Linked DNA regions of Homo sapiens: region 2 is linked to region 1. A link is an interaction called in ENCODE POLR2A ChIA-PET data of the cell type or tissue named here. Cell type or tissue: OCI-LY7. All regions are shown on one strand. Links, peaks and the distances in the headings refer to the core of each region. The heading gives the core; the rest is flanking DNA. Region 1 has its middle 12 kb from the start of ETV6. Region 2 overlaps ETV6 (ETS variant transcription factor 6).

Region 1 (2,918 bases), core at 322-2,821:
TTTGCTACTGAACCCTAGAAAAGACTGAATGCTTGACTTTGGACTATCAAGTTGTTATGCAATATGAACTCCCCATTATGAACTTGATGTTGTTTGACTCACTAAGCCATAGGTTGGGCGTCCACAGCAGCACTCCAATATAAGTAGAAATAATATATCCAAGATTGGGCTTATGTAGGTCCCAAAGTCATAAGTAAGCTGCATGTGTAACTGGCTCAGATTCCTATGGCTCTTATTCATATTAAATTGGCTTCTCTCTCTCAGTCCACACCCATGGCCTCATGGGAAGTTCTCTCTGTCCACTTTACTAAGGAAGAGAAAATTCAGGCCTGATTACAGATGGTTTTTCAAGGCATGCGGGCACCACCTAAAAGTGGACAGCTGCAGCACTGCAGGCCCTCAAGGGGCGCCCTAAGGTACAGTGCTTAAGGGAAATCCTTCCAATGGGCAAAACTGAATATGGATTTGTTTTTTCTGCCTGCAATGCTCCTGGAAAAACAATCCTTTCCGAACTTGCAAAATGCCGTATTCACCCTCATAATATTCCACACCACATTGCTTCTGACCAGGAAACTAATTTTATGCCAAGTAAATTACAGCAATGGGCTAGAACTCATAAAGTCCACTGGGCTTGTCATGTTCCTCATCATTTTTAGGTAGTTGGTTGATAGGATAGTAGATGGCCCTTTGGAGACTCAGCTGTGGTATCAGCTGGAGGGCAACACGTTGCAGGGCTACAGTAGTGTCTTCCAGGATGCATTTTTTTTTTTTTTTTTGGTAGGGAGTTTCGCTCTTGTTGTCCAGGCTGAAGTGCAATGGGGTGATCTCAGCTCACTGCAACCTCCACCTCCTGGATTCAAGAGATTCTCCTGACTCAGCCTCCCAAGTAGCCGGGATTACAGGTACGCACCACCACACCCATCTAGTTTTGTATTTTTAGTAGAGATGGGGTTTCACCATGTTGGTCAGGCTGGTCTCAAACTCCTGACCTCAGGTGATCCACCCGCCTCGGCCTCCCAAAGTGCTGGGATTACAGGCATGAGCCACTGCACCTGTCCCAGGATGCAATTTGTTGCACTGAGCACGCAATAACTGTGTGGTGCTTATTTTCCCCCTCAGGTCAGAGAATTAAAGGGAGAAAATGCGATTGGCTCCTCTTATTACTAACTTTAATGGCCTGCTAGCAAAAATTGGGTTTTCCATCCTCCCAACTTTGTTATCTGCTGTTTTAGAGGTTTTAGTTCCCAAAGGAAGAGTGCCTCTACTGGGAACACAACAGCAGTTCTATCAAACCAGAATCTGAGACTCTAATGGGGCCATTTTTAGCTCCTTATGCCACTGAACCTACTGGCAAAAAAAAAAAAAAAAAAAAAAAAACGGGCCGGGCACGTGGCTCACGCCTGTAATCCCAGCACTTTGGGAGGCCGAGGCGGGCGGATCACAAAGTCAGGAGATCGAGATCATCCTGTCTAACACGGGGAAACCCCGTCTCTACTAAAAATGCAAAAACAAAAAACAAAACAAACAAAAAAAAAACATTAGCCAGGCATGGTGGCGGGCGCCTGTAGTCCCAGCTACTCGGGAGGCTGAGGCAGGAGAATGGCGTGAACCCGGGAGGCGGAGCTTGCAGTGAGCCAAGATTGTGCCACTGCACTCCAGCCTGTGCAACACAGCGAGATTCTGTCTCAAAAAAAAAAAAAAAAAAAAAAGCAAGGGGAAGGTGCGGCTTACTCTCCTAGCTAGCATAATTTATTCTGATCCTTAAGGGAAAATTGGGTTGCTACTACATGATGGAAGCAGAGAGGAGTATCATTAGAATTGAACAGGTCCTTTGGGGGCACCTCTTTATACTACTTTGATGAAAAGTTGATAGAAAACTGCAACACCCAATACAGCAGGACTGTAAATGTTACAGACCCTTCAGGAATGAAGGTTTGGGTCATCCTCCAGGAAATCTGGGGTGCCTGTTGAGAGCAGAGAATGCTGAGTGGATAGTGGGAAAAGGAAACTCTAAATACCAGCTATGACCATGTGACCAATTTGCAGAAATGAGTTTGGTAGTAGTTATGAGTGTATTTTTTCTTTGATATGAATTTATTTAAATACGTATGTTTAAACACACACCACCTTTGTTCGTCTTTTCTTTTTTCTCTCATTCTGCTATCTAACATAACGTATTAACTTTATCCATTAGTATTTAAGTTACAGCGTACCAAAGGGGGAATGAGAGTGGGCTAAAAGATAAATCGACATCATCCAAAGATGGATCTCATTTGTGTATCCTTTAGGGCAGCGGTTCCAACCTTTTTGGCACCAGGGACCAGTTTTGCAGAAGACAATTTTTCTACAGACCAGGAGGTGGGGGTGATAGTTTTAGGATGATTCAAGGGCATTACATTTATTGTGCACTTAATTTCTATCATTATTACATTGTAGTATATAATGAAATAATTATACAACTCACCATAATGTAGAATCAATGGGAGCCCTGAGCTTGTTTTCTTGCAACTAGACAGTCCCATCTGGAGGTGATGGGAGACAGTGACAGATCATCAGGCATTAGATTTTCATAATGAACATGCAACCTAGAGCCCTTGCATATGCAGTTCACAATAGGGTTCATGTTCCTGTGAGAGTCTAATGCCATGGCTGATCTGACAGTAGGCAGAGCTCAAGCAATAATGCTAGCTTGCCCACTGCTCACCTCCTGCTGTGCAGCCCGGTCCCTAACAGGCCATGGTCCAGTACTGGTCCATGGCATGGGGGTTAGGGGTCCCTGCTGTAGGAGACTGGATCAATATCTTTTTAGGTATATGAAGGCCTGTTCCATCTTAAGTGGAAACATACTTTTGCTATTATCTTTATCTGGAAGTGGTTAAAAGAGGATATATAGTTACCAAATTGAAAAAGAGGGACTA
Region 2 (2,918 bases), core at 249-2,748, 110 kb before region 1:
ACTATACAACCACCACAACCAAAAATATCCAACGTCTAATTTTTTCCTTCATTGCTAGGAATTATCTGCAACAATAATGAATATCTCCTTGTTCTTTTACTCTCCATCTCAGAATCGATATTTCCTTTCCCTCTGAAGTATTTCATAGTTCATTCAAAGAATTATCTGAATTTAAAAGAAGTACTGTTTGACCCCTTATCAAGTATCAAAGGGTGGGGTGGGAGAGCTTCCATGGATCCTCCATTTGAATTCAAACAAGCAGTGTTTGTTAGATCAATTAAAACAAACTAGATGGGGTGAGAAGGATTACCGTGAGTTTTAAGTTAAAATACCGCAAATAATGGCAAGAAACCGACTGTTGGGTTCGGCAAAACAGCAGTGCAATTTGTAGCTTAGATCAACATGCCAACTAGGTTGACTTGCAGTCCACATGTAAACATGACTTCAGGAGTGTCTGTGGTTTAACTGGGCAATGTAAAATGGAACACACAACATCCAAAAATATGGTGGAAAGGAAAGACCAGTAAGATGCCACTATGAAAATAAAACTCAAGAGCAAAAGAAAATCGTACATTTAAGTAAAGGGAAGGCAGTGTTTACGTTTTGGAAAGATAGTTCTTTAACATTTTACATCTCATCAAATGTGCAAAGGGAAGCGGCGGAGTCCTCGGCCTATAACCAAATTAAAGCTTCTCCTCTGCTCATAGCCTAGAAAGTCTGGCAGTTGTGGTAGGAAGTTTTGATTTTAAATGAATATATACATATTGTTATAATTTCCGAATGGAATTGCTATACCTTCCCTAAGGCACCCACCAGAAGCAAGTAGGGCAGTTGGAATATTTCTGTTTAAACATACATCCTGAGGTTTCTTGGTGAATTTCTTAATGAAGGGCAGGCACATATATCCCAGGTTTCATTTCTGGGTCAATTAAGATGTCCTGTAAAAAGTCACCCAGAGGCAAAACTTTCAACTGCACTTTTCTTGAACTTTAGCAGGCATCACATGTATTTTGAGAAACTTTAACTTGAAGGATGGGTTATACTTTTTGGTGTTTGGTTTGGGATGAAAAAAGCAAAAAAAAAAAAAAAAAAAAAAAAAGCCCACACATATAGGAAACATAAAATCTGTTCAGAGGTTTTTAAAGGTGAGGTGGGCTTCTGAGCATTTCAAACAGTCTGTTTTTAGAATTTAACAAATTCTCCATACTCTTCAACTCTTGTCTGACACCCCCCAAATCCCACTATATGTCTAGATATCTACCGTTAACTTTATTCTCGGAAATAGCTTTCTGTTTTGTTAGGGTTTTTGCAGAAGTGAAACTTGGTGAAGAAAACATCGGGCAGCCAAAGGGTCTTCAAATGGTGCTTCATGAGTGCAAGAAAAAAACAAGACAGCATTTCGAAATTCAATGACTCTTCTTTCCCTTGAAGCAAAGAGAAACTCACAAGACACTCTGGCTAGTCCATGAGAGTGAGGCCGCCTCATCCCCGCCTGCCCCAACTCCACCAAGGCAAGCTGGGAGAAACCCGGCCCTCCATGCTGACTGGACTTCATTTCTTAGGAACTCCATCCCCAGCCAGCTGACAAAAGAGTCTGGCTAGCTATTACCCTGAAAGTGTATATACTGTAATTTACTAAATTATCATTGCTTTGGACCTTCCTTTCAACTGTGCTCTCTTTAAAAGTAACCCCTTGGTGTGCTTTCACTTCTACATGGTTCCCTGACCTTACGGTGAAACACCACACTTCTGCACCTGCTCTGGGATCTGACGCCATCCCCCGCAAACCCCGTCCAAACAATTTTAGATGGAGACAACTGCTATTTCATGATGAAAACTTATAAAAGGAAGGCCAGAGATGAAGAGACTGTGGCCCACTGATCTCCTCACATTCCTGATGATGGTTTCTACTCAGCTGGAGGACAGTTTTCCACACCATAAGCTCTTTTTCAAAGGCTCAATGAAGAGACTTGTCAGCAACAAGAGAGGTTACCTTGACCAAGACGGACAAATGCACAATGTGCTTCTAGGGCCCCGAGCACTCTTCTAGTAGCCATGGCACACCTAAGGTAACTCTGGGCTTGGTGGCTGCAGAGCACTTGGGGACCCCAAAAGGATGCTGTACAGTGAGTGGGCTCTGTTCCAAGGAGAACAAAACACACTCTTGGGAATCCCACACTACAGAGACTCCTTTTGTCTCTCTTTTTGTGAATCTCTAGGTTGACTCTCACAGTGCTCATTTTTCACTCTATTGCAATAACCTCGCACTTAACATCTACCCTGGCACATCAGCAGACTATCAGCAATTGGAAAAATTAACCAAATACCACTATCTCAGATGGAGACATCTAGACAGAGAAGTTTAAGGACACTAACGTCTAATTTCCCAAATAAAGGGAACCTCTTTACTCTCACAACTGCTTCTCTGGTGCGACCCCAACAAAGGAGGGGGTGGTGGTGAGAGTCCCACCTCTAAAGCAAATTGTCAGACAGATGAAAACCAGAGCTGCTTTCTTTCTTTTAACATTATGGGGAGTAGGGGTGTGTGTGTGTGTGTGTGTGTGTGTGTGTGTGTGTGTGTGTGTGTGTGTGTGTGTGTGTGTATGGGGGGGATAACGATTTTCCCAAGAGGATTATAACCGCTGCTCTAATTAAATTAAAATGCTACAGACAGTGATATTAATGTATTCAAGTGTTGTAGGGGGATAAACTGCTGGTGGAGGTCAATGATGTGACTCAGAATGCCGTGATGTGGTTACATTATTGTTTAGATGCTGTAAAAAATAAAACACGCTGCTCTCAAATTTGCAGATACAACCTATCAAGCCAACCAGCTGAACAAAAGGGAAGCACTGCAATTTCTGAGGCCAATTGTAATACCTATGAGCAGGTTGTCAAGGAGGCGGCACAAAGCGCTG

Evidence for each region. Peaks named below come from ENCODE experiments on the same cell type or tissue, not always from the same donor. Only the 100,000 strongest peaks of a DNase experiment are listed, where the experiment ranks them.
Region 2: POLR2A ChIA-PET joins it to region 1 with 9 read pairs; 7 of 35 experiments call an interaction of 5 or more read pairs at or near these places.

Annotation. Positions count from the first base shown.
Region 1 is chr12:11,635,849-11,638,766 of GRCh38, reverse strand. No RefSeq gene overlaps it. Among named protein-coding and RNA genes, the nearest start is that of ETV6, 12 kb to the left of the region's middle. In OCI-LY7, for the core only: a CTCF peak has its summit at 422; no DNase peak of the experiment used is centred there.
Region 2 is chr12:11,748,974-11,751,891 of GRCh38, reverse strand. The region is part of intron 1 of ETV6 (ETS variant transcription factor 6); the gene reads right to left. Among named protein-coding and RNA genes, the nearest start is that of ETV6, 100 kb to the right of the region's middle. RefSeq lists an enhancer at 1,562-1,611. In OCI-LY7, for the core only: a CTCF peak has its summit at 952; DNase peaks (open chromatin) are centred at 961, 1,331 and 1,741; H3K4me3 peaks cover 2,500 bases; H3K27ac peaks cover 2,500 bases.